2 separate regions of the Homo sapiens genome follow, and region 2 is linked to region 1. Evidence: chromatin loops called from intact Hi-C (ENCODE). Cell type or tissue: natural killer cell. All regions are shown on one strand. Links, peaks and the distances in the headings refer to the core of each region. The heading gives the core; the rest is flanking DNA.

Region 1 (9,336 bases), core at 817-8,816:
GAATTATGAAAAAAAATGTGGTTGGGTTTGTGCAAGCCTCTGGTCAACATTTTCAACTGATCAATATATATGCTTATTTAATGTGTGCTTCCTTAAAGATGTCTTATTTAATATATATTGTTGATTCATGAACACTGCACTCATGGCCAACGGCACCATAACTCATGCCTGAAAGAAACTTATCTGACACATGAACTTTCTTTATAAGGCACATCACAGCCTTGTTGCTCTTGTGAACATTAGACAGCACTTTAGCACTGTGTTTAGGGGTCATTTAAAGAGTGAAATCACCAATACAAAGCACAAAAATGTGAAGAAATGTGATACTAAACAGACCACAAAAAGAACACTTTACAGTATGAGACTGGAGACACAAAGGCAGACTGTTACCTTGTTCAATTTCAACTGAAAAGGTGCTTTCTGGGCAACTTAAACTTTTTGTCAAAAGATCTTGAAAGTGCCATGAGTGTTGATTTGGGGGTAACAAGTAAATGTTAGTGAGTAGGAAACTTTGCAAATATGGAATCTGCAAATAATGAGGAGTGACTGTAGTATTAACTTGTACCCTAAACTATTGCACTTAAACCCAAACCTCATGTCACTCTTCTGGGTGAAACCTTTAAATGACTGCACATCACCATTAGGGTTAAGTCCAAACCCCTAAATATGCCCCGCTCCTGTCTTTTCATTCTCATCTCTTATAGATCCCTCCTTCATGCTTTCTCATCAAACTGAAGTTTTCTCAATTTTTTATTCAATTCAGTATCAATCCTCTCCAACCTTTGAGCCCTTATAGAGCTTTTTCTTCTTCCTTCCTCCTTTCTCAGCTTCCTGTTTTGTATTTTCACGTTTTAATTTGTTACTTCTTCCTAAAGCTATCTCCATACTTCATAGACAAGATCTCCTGCCTCATGCTCTTGCCACATGTTTGTCTGACGACGTAACATTTATCACAGTTTTTGGGGGTAGCTGTCTGACTTTCTTACAAGATTACACATTGAGCAGGAACCAAGTCTACCCTTTTTATTGTTTGTGCTATACTGTACAGTAAGCACTGTACCTAGAACATAATAGGCACAGTGTGTGTTGAATGAAGGCAGGAATGAGTATTCATTTTGGTGTCTGTTTCATCAAAATAGTTATAAGCACTTTGAAAACAAAGAGAGGATATTTTCCTCTTTGTATCCAAATTGCCTGGCACAATGCCTACCCATAGTACATGCTTGATACATATCTATTGCATGAAAACAACACTTTAAACATGTCAAATAGTGTACAACCTGATTATAGGCAAAATAGTGCTTGATAGTAATTGAGCATTGAGTTTCTTATGAAAATTCTTTGCAAAATAAAAAGATTCTCAAAATAGAGTGAAACTACTTCCATAAAACAGATTGGAAATATTCCCACTACCCCATACTATGAGCAGAAAAGTGCCAGACATTCCCCAGGCCCCTGGGCAAGTGCTTACACACCTCTAGGGCAACCCTGCCCTTCTTCAAAGCACAACCATTGAGTTAGAATAGTGAAGCAGTTAGCAGATGAAAACCATGCTTTATTAAAAAGAAAAAAAGGAAAAAAAAAAGAGGATGTGAAAGGTAAAGCAGGCTGGCCAGTTCATTATAATTGCTTACTATTTCCCTATTGCATCTTAAAAACGTTAAATTTCAAGGGGCAGCTTTTTAATTTGGTGTAATTTTCTGAGGCAGCACTGAACATAAAGATTGCTCAGAGGACCCAGTTTCCCGCCAACTCTGGCTGATACTGAGGAGCCATGTGCAAGTGTCTGAGTTCAAATTTAACTTAAATCATTGAAAAACAAAAACAAAAACAAAACAAAAACAAAAAAACCAGGCGGCGTTGAGCTTCACCATGAGCAAAAGCTGTTCTGCTTTCCCAGTGGGGGATCACTGCACAGCAAGTGGGAAGAAATCAGAATACCTGCCGTGGGGATTTGAGAGGGAAATTGATTGCACACATTTAAATAGATGGGGTGAAGATTTTTCCCTGACAGTAAAACCCATGAATCCTAAGATGAAGAATTTAAGAACAAATGCTTTCAGGTGGACACTGAGAAGAACTGTGAACTTTCTTTTAACCTCCTCAATCAGGTTATCTTGGGTGCAAGCCAGGAAGTTTCCCAAACTATTGGGATAACTGTAAGTTCAGGGCAAAAGGTGATGCTGAATCCCTGCTGTGTGGATTGGTAACTCTGCCGTTTGCAGCAGAGACTGCCTCTTCCAGAGGGAACTCATCTGGAAGGCTGTGGAATCTTGGCTCTGGCCCCACTCATTTATTGGTCAGCTGGAGAAGGTGATGGAAAATGTGCCTTGGGAAAACACAGATGGGTATGTGAACCGACGACGTTGTGCTTAACCCTTCCTGGCCTAATAAGCGAGTGGTTCTCACAACGTGGTCCTAGAAGCAGCATCAGCACCACCCAGGCACGTGTGAGAACTGCACATTCTCAGGCCCAGGCTGATCCCAGATGAATTGAATCAGGAACTCCTGGAGGTGGGGCCCAGCAATGTGTGTTTTAAGAAGCCCTCTAGGTGATTCTGGGCACACCAAAATTGGACAACTTCTCACCTAAAACCCTGAGAGAACATGAGGAAGATTGTTCACCCAAAAGAATACAACTGTAACTTGGAATCAATCTGGCACTCATGTTAATAAAGATGGGAAAAGACAGATGGTCACTTTTTTGGAAGAGATTTGGCAACATCGGCATCATCATAAATATCAGGTAGTATTTGAAAAGGTCAGTATACTAGTAACCTGTTGCTCTAAAATTGGCACATAGTGAACAGCCACAGCATCTCAGTGACATGTAACAGTAGACGGGTTTTCTTCTGTATCTGCAAGGACGGGTTTTCTTCTATATCTTATCGCCTAAGCTCCCTCTTGAGTCTCAGTGCTGGTTCACCTAGTTTGGGCTTATGTGGAGTGACTGCTTTGTTCCACACGTCTGTCCTCCTTTCCCTGTGACCACCGGTAACACAGGCGTGTCCTCTTCATGGTAATGGCAGAAATAGGAGAGAACAAGCAGAAAGCGGGACCTCAAGGCCTGGGCCTGGAGCTGGAACATCTGTCCGATCCATCTCATTCTATTGGCCCAAGCAAGTCATGTGTCCAAGCCCAGATGGAAAACAGATTTGCCTCTGTAGTGAAAGCAACTGCAAAGTCATAGGGCAAAGGGCGTGGCTATAGGTAGGGGTACAGGATGGGGGCCTGTTATGCAATCAACCATAGTGAACAAGTTTCTCTTTGCATTATTAACAGTATATGCACAACAAAACCCAAATGTGAATTTGACTTAACAGGAAAAAAAATGTATCCTTCATTCTTGTCCCTAAAATAATACTAATTTTAGTTGGATCAACTGTGTGATTCTCAATGAAGATATGTTAAGTCAGATTAATCATGTAAATAATTAGCAGAAGAATAAAAGAAAAAGTCATTGTTTTTAAAAACTCTGAATAAATTGATATATTTAAGCCACTTTGTTTCTCAATAGTATATCAAATCCAATTCTTAAAAACAAACCTGTGGGGGCTGGGTGTGGTGGCTCACACCTGGAATCCCAGCACTTTGGCAGGTGGATCACTTGAGGTCAGGAGTTCGAGACCAGCCTGGCCAACATGGCAAAACCCTGTCTCTACTAAAAATACAAAAATTAGCCAGGCATGGTAGTGCACGTCTGTAGTCCCAGTTACTCAGGAGGCTGAAGCAGGAGAATTGCTTGAACCCGGGAGGCAGAGGTTGCAGTGAGCCGAGATCACGTCACTATACTCCAACCTGGGCAACAGAGCGAGAATCTGTCTCCAAAAACCCAAAAGCAAACAAACCCATGGATCAGATCTTACCTACCATGGATTTTCATTGGTAAATAAACTCTTGGTATTCTGTATCTGCAAGGAGTCATCTGATATGCATGTCTGTTTGTTAAACTAGATTTTACTACAGCTTTTTGGGGTTGGTTTAAAGACTGTATTAGCACTGCATTCCTAATTAACTGCTGACACAAATACTAAGGGGGCAAGAGTGTTGCCCACAGCTTGCCTGCAGTTACCAGGTGTAATTATGCACATAGTAGAGATTCAAATCAAGAATAAATCAGTTTCTGGAAACATGCTGTAAGCACTCAGTGTATCGCCCTGCCATTTCCCCCGTTAGCGTTTTTGAGGCATGCACCCAATAGAAGAAATAGCAGGTAGCTACTGTTTAGCTGAATTTAACCTCTGAAGATAAGCATTTCTCCATGTTGTTGGCCAAACATAGAATTTTCTTTTTGCTTTTCACATGTAATGGGAATACAATGATTTCTTCTCATTGCCAAATCTTAGCTGAAGGAAACCTCAGATAATTTTGAAAACTCTCTTATTTTACCAGTTAACAGACATGGCCTAAAACAGTGATATAACTGTTTAAAGTCATCCAATTGGTTAGGGAGGGCTAACCAGAGAAGCTAGGTTTTTCTCACCACACTACACTTTTCATTTGGGAAACGGGGAGTGTTCATGGTTTGATGAATCAAGTACAGTGTAGGGAGCAGACTGTTATGGTCTGTAGACATAAGTGGGATTCAATTTTCTTGTTTGTTGAATGAGAATTATGCTTGTTATGTTATTAGAATGTTTGGGTCAGGAGCAAGTTCTTTTCAAAATAAATAATTTTATTTTGGAGAAATAAAGCAATCTGGGGAAAATTGCCACTGGCCAGTCCTTTTAAATCAATTCACAGGGTCAGTAGACTCTAGTACCGAGGTTGGATATGCTAAGGATAGAGCGAGAGAAAGAGCTCAGTGACTTTTTCAACAACTAGAGTTACTTGCTTAATTATACTTTTTTTTTTTTTAAAAAAGACCTTCGAGGTACAGTATGAGCAGGGAGTAGGGTGAGGACTTCCCTCAGCACCCATCACCAAGTACTCTCAGGGCACCAGCAGGCCCCCATGAAATAGGTGCTGCCAGAAGCCCATGCCTAAAATTTGCTTGGGATTCATCTCTTCCCTTTCTTTTTTATGATGCTGAACCAGAGGATAAAAAGATAAAGAATTGCACAGCCTGGCACGTGAATGCTTCCCCACTGCGTGCTGCTGTTGTGGGGAGGAAGTAGCAGCCGCCAACCGCTGTTTTATTAATAATGAGGCATTCACATAAATTCCATGCAAAATTGATTTTTGACTGTTATATAAGAATCAAATACTAGGCTTTAAAAAGTAATTGAGAAATCTATTTGTAATTTACTTTGCCTATAAGAACCCGCTGTCCTGCCATAAACAATTTTACAGTATTTTCCCCCCTGTTAAACAGCTATTTTTTACACATCTGTTTGGCCCTTTTGCACGACATGCAGTCAGGAGGTGTAACGAATACAGGTTTGAAACAACATGTGGCCACCATTTCTTTCAGTTTCATCTTCAAGGGGATCTCTTGAAAGTTGTGATATCATTTTCATCACAGTACAAGTGAAGTATGTTAATGGCTAGTTATCTGACACTGGGTGTTGACTGATGAGTCATAAATATGCCTTCTGGTGGTAGGAAAGCATGATGACAAAGCTAAGTAATGAAAAAAAAAAGAAAAAAAAACCCAAACCAACGAACCAAAACAGTCTGTTTCTCACTTGTCTTTAAATGCCTTAAGGGCTATGGTCAAATGGAAAGTTCTGTTACAAAGAGTTTCTCTGGGAACCTATTCAATATTCAGCAGTCCTGTACATATTCAACTGTACCAAAAGTATTTAAAGTGTAATTGATTTATTTCTAATTTTTCTTAAGATGGAAATTAGATGGACAAGAAAAGTTTTAAAAGACATAGGTAATGTTACATATTTTGGCTTAACTTCTATTTTCTAAGGATTATTTCTCAGAAGAGAACATGCTTCTGTTCTTATTCTAGGACTTTTTTTTTTTCCAAAAGAAATCCCTTAAAAAGAAAAACAAATCCCTAGTATATTTAAAAAATCCATTCCCCACCATGATCAAATTAGAACATTTCCATCACCCTAGAAGTTCCCTTGTGCTCCTACAGTCAATATATTCCCCCAGCTCTTGGCCCCAGCCAACCAACTACTGATCTGCTTTTTGTTGCTATGGTTTTGCCTTTCCTAGAATTTCATACAGACAGAATCATAGTATGTAGCCCTTTGTGTTTACCTTTTTTCACTTAGCATAATATTTTTGAGATTCACCTATGTTGTCGAGAGTACTAATATTTTGTTGCTTTTATAGTAATACTCCATTGGATATACCACAATTTGTTTATCCATTCACTGGTTAATAGATACTTGGGTTGCTTTCAGTTTTGACGATTATGAATAATGCTGCTATAAACATTGATGTAAAAGTTTTGCGTGGACACATTTTTATCTCTCTTGGGTAAATATCTAGGATAAAGATTGCTGGGTCACATGGCTTGTATATGTTTAACTATATAAGAAATAGTACCATTTTATACTGTCACACAGTCAATGTATGAGAGTTCAAGTTGTCCTACCTCTTCACCCATCCTTGATATTCTCAAGTGCGTAGTAAGTAGCTCATTATGGTTCTAATTGACATTTCCCTCATAATTTGTGATGTAGATCATCTTTTCATGTGCTTATTGGAATTTGTATAACTTCTTTTGTAAAGAGTCTCTTCAAATCTTTTCCCCATTTTATTGGGCTCTTGCCTTCTTAAGTTGTAAATATCTTTTATATATTCTGGATACAAGCCTTTTTGTCAGATATGTTTTTCATATCTATTATTTCAGTCCGGCTTGCCTTTTTTAACACTTTTTTCTGAAGAGCAAAAGCTTTTACTTTTGAAAATGTTTATAAATATTTTTCCTTATGAGTTGTACTTTTGGTGTCCTGTTTAAAAATGCCTTTCCTAACTGTTGTTACAAATATTTTCTCTTATATTTTCTTCCAGAAATGTAATAGTGTTAGCTCTTACTGTTTAGGCCTATGATGTATTTTGTGTTAGCTTTTAAAATATGTTGTAAGGTTGTTTTTTTCCCCTCTAGATATTTAGTTGTTGCAGCACTATTTTGCTGATTTTCCAATTTAGTTATGTTCACATCTTTGTCAAAAATCAACCATATAACTTTGGATTTATTTCTGGACTCTCTATTCTGTTCCATGAATCTATAGGTCTATCCTTGCCTCAGTGCCGCACTGTCTTGACGATCGTAGCTTTCTTGTAAGTCTTAGAATCAAGTAGGATAATAAATCCTTTATTATTCTTTTTCTAATTATTTTGGCTATTCTAGGTCCTTTCCATTTCCATATACATTTTAGCATCTGCTTTTCAATTTCTTCAAAGAAACCTGCTAGGATTTTGATTGAGATTGCATTGAATTTACAAATCAATTTAGGAAGAATTTATTTAAAAAATTAAATATATTTTAAATGACTACTAAAATTATAAACACGTGTGCTTGCTTCAGCAGCACATATACTAAAATTGGAATAATACAGAGAAGATTAGCATGTCCCCTGTGCAAGAATGACATGGAATTCGTGAAGCATTCCGTATTTTTAAAAGCTCAATATTACTGATTGTTAGATAAATGCAAATCAAAGCCACAATTAAATACCATCTCATGCCAATCAGAATGGCTATGATTAAAAAGTCAAAGAATAACAGATGCTGGTGAGGTTGTGGAGAAAAGGGAACACTTATACACTGTTGGTGGGAGTATAAATTAGTTCAACCATTGTGGAAAAAGCAATGTGGCAATTCCTGAAAGAGCTAAAAGGAGAACTACCTTTTGACCTAGCAATCCCATTACTGAGTTTATACCCAGAGGAATGTAAATCATTCTACCATAAAGACACATGCATGTGAATGTTCATTGCAGCACTATTCAGAATAGCAAAGACATGGAATCAAACTAAATGCCCATCAGTGACAGATTGGATGAAGAATGTGGCACATATATACCATAGAATACTATGCAGCCATAAAAAAGAATGAGATCATGTCTTTTGTGGGAACATGGATGGAACTGGAGGCCGTTATCCTTAGCAAATTAATGCAAGAACAGAAAACGAAATACTGCATTTTCTTACTTATAAGTGGTAGCTAAGTGATTGAGAACTCATGGGCACAAAGAGGGGAACAAGAGACACTGAGGCCTACTTGAGGGTGGAGGCTGGGAGGAGGTGAGGAGCAGAAAAAAAAAAACTGTGTATTAGGCTTAATACCTGGGTGATAAAATAATCTGTACAACAAACTCCCATGACATGAGTTTACCTATGTAAAAAACCTGCACATGTACCCCAACTTAAAAGTTAAAAAATACAACATGCACACTAAAACGTGACACATACCAATTTTTAACACACTGTGGATAATTAACATGTCAACTTGTGCAAGCAGGTAAACTAGGTTTTTAGTGCAAACAGAATAAAGCTTTTTTTTTGTCATCTGTTTTATCAAGGTGTGGCTGGACATCACAAACTGCTTTTAGAAAACTATTACTGTTTGCATCTGTTAATATATGTGAATTATGATAGTCTCAATTCTATGCAATCTAAACAAAATACAGCAATCAGTTGGAAGCAGGAGTTAATACGTCTGTTGCAACTGTGTTTATCAAGACTGCTTCATGGCCCGGCATGGTGGCTCACGCCTGTAATCCCAGCGCTTTGGGAGGCTGAGGTGGGCGGATCACGAAGTCAGGAGATCGAGACCATCCTGGCTAACACGGTGAAACCCCGTCTCTATTAAAAATACAAAAAATTAGCTGGGTGTGGTGGTGGGTGCCTGTAGTCCCAGCTACTCGGGAGGCTGAGGCAGGAGAATGGCGCGAACCCCGGAGTCGGAGCTTGCAGTGAGCCGAGATCGCGCCACTGTACTCCAGCCTGGGCGACAGAGCGAGACTGTCTCAAAAAAAAAAAAAAAAAAAAAAAAGACTGCTTCATTATTCATTGACTTTATAGTAAGTATATGTAGAAATTTGAATGCTCACAAATTTATACTAATAAAAACTTCTTCAAGATGTTTTATGTATTTCAACTGCATATCTATTATTGCAATCTGGCTTGCCTTTCTAAACAGGATTTTTTTTCTGAACAGCAAAAGCTTTTAATTTTGAAAAAGTTTATATATATATATTTTAGAATTTCAAGGTTTTATGTAAAATTCTAACAAGTTAGAGGTATTGCAATTTAGCAGAAAGAAAATAGGTTTGGAACAGCAGAGACCTGAGTTTAAATGGCAGCTCTATCTACAAGTAGCTTGGGCAAATTATCTGTTTCTGGGCCCAGTTTGCCTATCTGTAAAATGGGGAGAATAATGCCTGCTTCACAGGGGGGATGCAATGAAGTATTACATGCAAACACT
Region 2 (9,336 bases), core at 663-8,662, 80 kb after region 1:
GCTAGCTGTTAAGACACAATTTTACTCACCATCTCAAAACATGATATAATTATAAAATGCTTTGAGATCTTTGTACATCTCTGATAAAAAAATTCATTTTGACTGATTGCATACATACCTCATAGGGTGCACACTTACTTAAACTGCCACACAAAATTCTGCACTATTGTAAATGCTTTATAAAGATTTCACTGACCAGATAATCCCTGGAAGAGTGAAGGGGAAAATATGAAAATTTAATCCATTATCTGGAAAACCAGAAAGAGAAAAAATGTATCTTTTAAATCAGAGGGTAGCTCCTAGTGAAGAATTGTACATAGCATGTTGAGGCATCTCAACCAGTTTTACAGTTTGTGAGAGGGGAAGAGAGACTATTAGATACAAGCCTCAAATCTGCACTGTGATGGTGCTTAAGGTCTTTTGGGAATGGGGCCTTTATAGATGTTGGTGGAGGTCTCTGTGAACACCGTTATTTGGTCATTTCTTCTTGGTGACCTGAACTCTTTTGCTCCTCTTTCTTCCTCTGTGTCTTCTAAGTGCCCTCCATTTGAAAATAGGTCAACAGCTTGTTTAGAAAGCCAGAGAGAAGAGAAACAGAAGTATGGGTGGAGACAGGAAACAGCTGTTTCTAAGATGAGAGCTCCCAAGAAGGACAAGTTGACATTGGACAAGAGAAGATGTGTATGTTTTGTTCAGGGGACAGAAGGAAGAGGGAGTGAATAATGGCTGGAAAGATGATGATGTGGCTCAGGTTGACCTCCTTTACTGCATAAAGGAAGAAAGAAAGAAAGGGTTTTTTTAATTTCTGAAGATGATACCTTTTGGAAATGAAAAGACAAAGAATGCTGGATCATCAGGGTTCTTCCTTCTGTGTCCAAACAGCTCTTAGGTCCATGTTTCTGTCTTCTCTCTTTCTTTTATCGCTCTTCGGCACTGTTAACAAAGTCTGTTTTCATTGAAAGGCAGGGCCTGGCTGCTTTAAAGGCACCTGGGCCTTTATTCATGGCCCTAGGACAATCATGTAGCTAGGGAGGAAAGGGAGTGATGGCAGCACAGGCCTGGCCCGTGTAGGTGGCCCAAGGCATCCTCCATCTCCCCTGTGAAGGGCCTAACCCTGCGCCCTAGAGCAGCTCACCAATATCCCACCCCAAGTCTCAGACATAATTATAGAGAGGCTGCTTTTGCCTTAACAGACACAGTGTACAATTGACCCTCGAATAATGTGGGAATTGGGGTGCTGACCCCTGGTATAGTAAAAAATCCATATATAACTTTTGACTCCCCCCAAGGTCAACTACTAATAGCCTAATAGCTTTATTTTATTTGGGTCAGCATACAAAGTTTTGCAGAGGAAAATGCCACATTTTCGTGTATGTACTTTCATGTGGGTGTACTAGATCATAGGAATTCGAGATCACTAAACCTGTACTAAATGGCAATTCTTCCCTGCAATACCTAAGTGTTCTTGTTCAATAGCAAACCAAATACTGAACATGCCCGGTCCTGCCTAGCTGGGAATTGTGAGGGTCCAGAGTGAGAGAAGACCACTCTGCTTGAACATCTTATTGTATCCTGCTTACATTTCTTTCCTCCTTCTATAACATGTCATTGTACAAACTGCATGAAAAACTGTTTTCATATCTTTCCAGGAGCAGTATAATTTTTAGCATCTTTGGTGACTTACTCCCAGGGTGGTAATGCTAAAGAGAGCTGTTTAGATAACCTCTTCAATTTACAATTCAGGAAACAGACACCTCCATGTTTACATTGAAAAAATTAGGGCCTGCCATTTAAGAATCCAAGTGGTTTATTACCTGCTTCTCTCTGGCTGCCTTGATTTCCCCTTCAAATTCCACTATGGCCCTATCAGAGCAAACACCCTTAGTGCTGTCTCTAATTATTTTGAATAATTCATGTTGTATGCTTTCACATCATTCTGTCAGATATGCTTGGAGGGTCATTTCTGGCTAATTCCAGGCTGCCTGTCCATTCACATATTTGGTCAGTTCTTTTCAGCTTCCCGAATTCCCTTTCCTTTTATTTTTTAATAGATATAGGTCATCTTTGATTTCAGAATTCCTTTAAAAGTCTATAACATGTAAGCTGAAGAAACCTTGAGAACATAGAGCCCAGAAAGACTGTCCAGTGTGAAGCCCAGAGTAACAGCTCATTTTCAACAGGGAACTAGACAAAATTTGCAATGTTGGTATAATAACAGTAACAGCTAACTTCAGCCAAACTCACTAACTCCAAAGGTGTAACCAATTCATAAAAGAGCTATTACTGTTCAGGCCCTAGAGACATTCAAGTGGCTCAGCTGGCTATGGAGGAAAAGGTTCAGCTCCGTTTTCTTCCTTTTGTGGTTATTGATATAGCTCAGTTCAATACTGCACTGAAGGAAGGTTGAACAGCAAAGACTAAAGTGAAACCTTGTGAAGTGTTTGCTGAGGGATCTTGAATTTCTAGATGCGTGCCAACCACAGAAGGCAATTATATTAAATGATACAATGAAAACAAATTTCGAACCTTGGGATTCTTTGGACATAACAGAGTCACTTGGAGCAGACTTTATTTAGAAATGGGATTACCAAATTGTTCCTTATAAGATTAGAAGTAGCAAAGGCCTACACAACTATTTTTTCTAGTAGTTTTTATCGTTATCTGGCTTATGATCTTTTTTGAGAATCTCATAAAAGCTATAAAGCTGAACCCAGAAAAATATGTATATGTGCAGACACAATATTTGGCCCATAATTTCAGGGAACTCACGGGTATCATCAAGCCCATTAGCGGATCCTACAGGGGATTGAGAAAACCCAGATTTAAGAGCCCCTAGTTTGGTCCAACAGCAGAGGTGGCAACTGAAACTCAAAAGTGTAAGCGAGTCATTCAGCTTCATCATTTTCTTTCTGTTCTCCCCTTTCTTTCTTTGTTACTTGTACTTATCATTTTTTCTTTAATGTTAAGTTGATATGTGTGCACAAAATTTATTCTTTTACTGCAAATCTCTTCCCAAATGATGGGTGATGGAAGGTCTGCTCACTGTCTCTCTCTGCCTCATTTAATTGATGTGGCACCATAAACTCCATCAAAGGGCCAATATAATTGAGCTTTATTACAATGGAAGTCTGCCACCGTGTTAAAAATTACCAAGATGTCTGCAGATACTATAGTCAGGAAAAACCACAAAAGGTCCTGGGAGTTTGTGGGGCAAAGGTTAAGCCAAGATCTACTCTGTTCCCTTAATGGGTAGCTATAATCTATTAGTACTTATGCCAAGTTCACTCTGATTAGTGTGGCCCTTGATTTAGAAGCTATTGGCACACCTAACCCCTTATTACTACAACACCCTTTTATAAACACTTAATGTTGGGAAATTATACATTTTGACCAAAAAGCTTCTTTGTCCTTCTCCCACCCAGCCATGAGCAGCAATATAAATAGCACTTTGGCAGTCTCCTGATGTTAACGCCAGACAGCTTGGGAAACAATGTCTACACGAGCATTTTAGATGCTGCAAGAAAGAAGCTTTCAGAATCCTGTGCTTTACTCCTTTTGCCCTTTAGAATAATAGTGTGTCCTTGCAATCTTGATCTGTACAAAATCTCTTTCTTTCTCTTCCTTCCTTTCTTTTTTTTTTTTTTTTGATGGAGTGTTGCTCTGTTGCCCAGGTTGGAGTGCAGTGGTGCGATCTCAGATCACTGCAACCTCTGCCTCCCAGGTTCAAGTGATTTTCCTGCCTCAGCCTCCTGAGTAGTTGGGACTACAGGCGCCCACCACCACACCTGGCTAATTTTGTAGAGATGGGGTTTCACCATGTTGGCCAGGATGGTCTCGAACTCCTGACCTCATGATCCACCTGCCTTGGCCTCCCAAAGTGCTAGGATTACAGGCATGAGCCACAGCACCTGGCCAAATATTTTTTTTTTCTAATCAATCATCTTATAATTTACACCAGATTCTCTCATGTCACTTGAGACGTAGATGCTATCCTACCCAATAGGCTTTGCTCTGCTTATGGCTTTATTTATTTATTTATTTTTGTCATTTTATGCTATGTCCTCTTAAAAAATCTTGCTACAAAAGTGGGTAGCGTGTTCTTTGTGTCTTGGTAAAATGCTTCTAAATAAATAATGATTGTTCTGACTCACCTTTTTTTGGCCCTAAATTGATATTTGAAAAAAGAGCAGGGAGAGGGTTAAAGTCTCATGAGATATGCATATATAATAACCTGATGAAGAAATTCTAACTTGAGGATGGCATAATGGCTGTGCTTTGACAGAAAAACAACCATCTTCAAAGTTTTCTACTTTAAAACATAATACAAATAAAAAGCAACCACTTAAGGAGGCCGGTAAGTAAGTTGCCATTCATGAGCAATATTTGCAAAATGATAGAATTCAAGGACTACCTTCTGTGGAAAAGCTTCTAACCCTTTAAATCACCATCCTAGTGTTATTACCTGGATCACCTCCGGGGGTCAGGTACACACCTGTGATCTGCTGGTAATTCAGCAAAGGAAGCAGCACTCCCTACGTCCTGCTTGTTGATTTTAGGTGGTTCTGGTATAGTAAAACATGCACAAAACTTTGGATGTGCAAAGACGATATGGTGGTAAGTTAAGGTTACTGCTCTGCACCTAACACTCAGCCCACAAAGCTAACAGCAGGAAGTGCTTGGTGGTTTAGCACCTCAATATGGTGCACTTAAAAGATGCAAGGCTAGTCTGGGAGACAATAGATACTAGAAGTACTTGGAAGGCAATTCAGCAATTCAGCTTAAAAATGAGAGTAAATGATGCATGTTGGGAAGAGCAAAAAATGGTAGCTGTTTTGTTTAAACTAAGTGTTTAAGCCACGACATGGCCATTGGAATAATAATCTCCTGGAAAGCAATATTTAAATGTATCCATCATCATTTAGGTTTTAGACACACAGTTAAATATTATTGATCATTTGCAATTGTGTGCATCCATGTGTACATATATTAAACTGAAAAGTAACAGTAGCATGTAAAGTGTAGAAGATGAAGTGTAAAAATAGTACTTGAGTTTCTAATTACCAGTTTTTAATTAAGAAAGCCACAAGCAAATTATAAACATCCAGTTTATAGCATTGCAATCTTAGAGGCTTACACTCATGAATATGGTAATTTTTTATTTTATGCCCTCTTGAGATGTCTTGTTAAAAACATTTTATTGGGGATCCTAAAATTCAGTAAATTTGAAGCCCTTGGCACCTTGTAGATAGTTAAAGTTCTTCAAAAAAATGTCAGCAATAAATATTTGGCAAATATAAAGAATATGCACATTTTCCCAAGTGGGTGATTTTTTTTTTTTGCACTTCTTATATTCAAGTGATGACACTGCAGTTCAGAATGTGAATGCATATTGATATTTTCTTCCAGAAACTGCATGGGTTGCTGGGAGAATACTGTTCCCAAAGAGTTATTTTTATGCGGGCACCTGGAAGTGGTGGCATACTTGCTCTGGCTTGCAGAGCTGTTTTGGACCATCAGGTGTATATATGAGCAAGTGGTCTTTATTTAGAGCAATTAAAATTCTAACATTCTCCTCTCTTGACATGCAATTACTAGGGCTCTGCTGTTTCCACTAATTGCTCTTGCTGGGGACATTGGTGAGAAGCCAATGATTTTGATGGGTAGCGGATTATCATTTTTACTTTGCTACCTGAGAAAAAAATCATTTGCAAAATCCCATGTGTAATTAGCAAGACTCATGATTAATTGTCCTGCAAAATTAGCTTCACTGTTGCTTTTATTTTAGTGCTTCAAATATTAATTAATGTTAACTCCTTTCCTTCAGTTCCAGCTTTTGAATATTCAACATGGCTTTGAAAAATTATCAAGGTTTCTACTCGCATTAGCATGCTAGAGCTTTGATTTCAGAAATAAGTATTCTGATTTAAAAGAGCACACTTGGGTCATAAATAATTTTTATAGGAGGACAAACAAAGCATCAGAGAATCATGGGAAGGCATTCATGCACTAACTGAAAGTAAATTGTTTCAATAATGATTCATTCTCACATGCTTTGGGGGGAAAACATCAGCAAATATGCACACCACTGCATTGTGTGGGGGGTAAAAACTATTCCCCAATGACAAGCAATCTACACAGGCATTTTTCAACCTGTAAATTTGTGGTAGGTGAGGCCCAGAGCCTTGGTAAGAAATCACAGACTCTCTAACAGAATCACAGAGGTCATCCTGTCCAAATATTCCTTGTCCTGGTGAGCTCTAGAATCACTGTCAGTTTTGTGAAACTTACAGATTCCTTAAGTCTCACTCCAGACCTAATGAATCTTACCATATGGCATTGGACCTGACAAAATGTATTTTCTTTTCAAAGTTCCCCAGGAGATCGTGGTGAATGTCTACATTTGGAAAGCATTGATCTAGTTGAACCACCTAGATATCTGAATTCCCTCTATCACGTCTGGGCCAAGTGATGCTTGAACACTTCCCGTCTTGGAGAGCTTACTTTGTTACCCTTGAAAATAGCTTTCACCTGCATTTTGTCTTGAATGTTTATTCCTTCTGTTATGACAACGGCAGGTGGTTCATTTAGTGGTGCAAAACTGTAAATGCCTACTGCCTGTGTTTTAAGGGCAGCTCTCCATCAAATGCATGGGAATTAGACTAATGGTGTCTACCACACTAGGGTCAGAGTTACATGTATCTGGACTCCTGGGAAAGAAACTGGTGCTTTTCCTTTCCTAGTCAAAACCCCACTGCTGTGTACCTCCTGATGCAGATGGGGTGCTGTGGTCCAGAGGACCCTGGCATTTGACGGCCAATATGGGTGTGAGCCCAGCTGCACCCTTCCACCTCCAGCCCACTCTGGCTGTTCAGCTGCCCAACTCTGAAGCAATGGCTCTTGCAGATTGGCTGGGGAAAGGGATTAGGCACCCCCAATTATGAGATTTTGTCTTCCCTGAGATCTCTTTTGGCATAAGAGTCTCTTCCCAAAAGCCTAGGGTCAAGGAGCCACAGGGGATGGACTCTGCTTTGTATCTTCCTTCCCTGGCTTCAGGGAACCTGCAAGTGTCAGCATTCAAGATCTGCTGCTCCTCCTGGCATGGAGCAGTGTTTGCCCTGGACATAGGGTCCAGATCAGATTATTCCCAGCAGGTAGCAGAGTTGGAGCAGCCTTGAGGATAGGAATGGGCTGTTCAGAGTGTTGTTCTCAGAGAGCTTCCCTGGCAAGCTGATGCCTAGACAGCTTAGCAAGGATCCTGTGGAAATTGCTACTTTCATCTGCTGTGTGACCCTGTGGAAGTTACTTAACCTCTCAATGTTCAGCTTCCTCATCTGCAAATGGGGATAAGAAAGGCATCTGCTTCACAGGGTTCCAATGAGGGTTTAATGGGTTAAGACCTATTATTTATTTAGGGAAGCCTATGCAAATAATTGCTGAACAAATAAAATGAAATGCTACCATGACACCTGTTTAATGGAAACACACATTCTGAAACCCCAAATACTACTTCCTAATGAATTTCAGGAATACAACTTATAAAGAAATTGTTAACTGGATGCAGGACCTAACAAAATCCAGTCCTTGCTCTATTCTAAGGTGGCAGAATTTCACATTTAGATTCATTCTTTAACCTGGTAAATTTCCAAGGTTATAGGTAGGAATCATATCTGGGTTTAGAAAACTACACATTCCTTTTTAGCCAAAGTGGTTCAAAAGCCATCTTTACCCTTCTAAAGCTTCCCTTATGAAGTGAAGATGGGCTCTATGTGTTTGTCCTGAGAACCATATTGTCACTGTTAATAAGGTTCTAATTTCCTGCACACTCACTCCACATCACGGTAATTAATTGTCCCTTGACTGGGAAGCTGAATGAAGTCAAGACTTGTCAGAATCTCTCATGGCTGTGTTCCCAGCATCTCCACGTTGGAGTCAGGACAGGTTTGTTGAAGAGCTAAGAGAGTGTGGAGGTGAGGCAGGGCAAGGACCTGATGGAATAATGCCTGCTGGTAGACGCTAGTGAGGTTGCTTAGGAAACCACCCCACAATGGCAGGAGACACCATGAGATGTTTTCTACTGTAGAAACTTTCTCATTAGAAATAGCCCATTTATACAGGGGACTGGCTAATGTTTTTCTATGAGTATCATTAGCCAGTGTCTCAAAGTGGTGAAGAGTAAGTATATAGCATCTTTCAAAAGTAAGTCAGAATTTCCGAGAAGTGGCTTTTGTATATAATGCTTCAAAGAAATGGATTTGGCCCAGTGGGGGGTGGGGGGAGTGCCTGTGCAGGCGAGATCTGAAGGGGCAGCACATCCGTAGTTAATGTGCATGTGGCCCTGCAGCTGCTTCGACTTACCGGGCCTGGTCTCGCTGTAATTGCGATAAGACATAAAACAGAGGTCCTGACTATCTGGGGTCATTAAAGGAGCCCATGCCCCCCTCTTCCTACCCCAGAGGGATAGTTCGGGTGCTCTGGTTGAGTTGCAGCTGAATTAACTGCCTCTTGCCTGTCAACATGCCCCTCCCCCCACCCAACTTTCAACCAAACAGGCTTCTGGGGCATTCTATCCTGTGGACACAACCTGTGGAAGGCTAGGCAGGGAGTCAGGAAAGGCTGGAGTCACCATGGTAGGGCTGGGAAGCTCTGGTTCCCAAAGTGGGTTTGTACCCATCCTCTCATAGTACCCTTTAGGATTTTATTAGGAACATTTGTCTTTATAAGAAAACTGAGGCACGATAATCTGTCTGGCTATGGTGATAGAAGTCTGGGTACTCTTCCTCCATATCAAGGTCACTTATTGGTATCTCCTCCAGTCCCAGAAGGAGGAGTTGAGGCCGACATTGGACAAACAAAGCCTTAATTTAAAAGCAGGGTGAGAAATATTGTCTGTAGTCCTCTAGAGTTGAGTTTTTTTGTTTTTAATTTAGTTTAACTTTCTTCATTTTTATATTATTGATAAAACTGGCGGAGCCACTGGGTGTTGGCAAATGTTTGAAATGTCAGAATATGGGAAATGGGTTCAAGAAAAATGTGGTAGCTCATATTTCTGTCTAGCTATCTTTCATAGATGAATATGCTATAATATGATTGGCTATTTATTGCAGGTGATAAAATGGAGAAGAGAAAAAAGGAAAGGGAGTATCTTCTGATTGTATTTATTCCATGGGTTTTTCAACTCTAAGAAACCTGAGGCTAACAGTTTACAAAGAATTGAAAAAACCGTACAATGAGTCCAAAGCTTATTTTAACCCTTCTATAGATTTTCATGCCTTCTTGAAGCCAATTTGGAGCTTAGAAATATTTATTATTGGTATTTCTAATGAAGAATGTTCTTTA

What was found. Hi-C counts contacts between places; a loop is a spot of excess contacts. Peaks named below come from ENCODE experiments on the same cell type or tissue, not always from the same donor. Only the 100,000 strongest peaks of a DNase experiment are listed, where the experiment ranks them.
Region 2: it touches region 1 in a loop (8-fold over the local background); 2 of 110 quality-filtered maps call a loop at or near these places.

What each region holds. Positions count from the first base shown.
Region 1 is chr2:176,928,177-176,937,512 of GRCh38, reverse strand. It overlaps the pseudogene RNU6-187P. Among named protein-coding and RNA genes, the nearest start is that of MIR4444-1, 280 kb to the left of the region's middle. RefSeq lists enhancers at 1,664-1,763, 5,314-5,613. In natural killer cell, for the core only: no CTCF peak of the experiment used is centred there; DNase peaks (open chromatin) are centred at 5,102 and 5,442; H3K27ac peaks cover 927 bases.
Region 2 is chr2:176,848,111-176,857,446 of GRCh38, reverse strand. It overlaps LOC105373757 (a long non-coding RNA gene), which reads left to right and starts at 8,044. Exons shown (of 4, transcript NR_187998.1): 1 at 8,044-8,172. LOC105373756 (a long non-coding RNA gene) reads right to left here and starts at 7,914. Exons shown (of 6, transcript XR_923603.3): 1 at 7,828-7,914; 2 at 819-933; 3 at 119-206. In natural killer cell, for the core only: no CTCF peak of the experiment used is centred there; a DNase peak (open chromatin) is centred at 4,656; H3K27ac peaks cover 849 bases.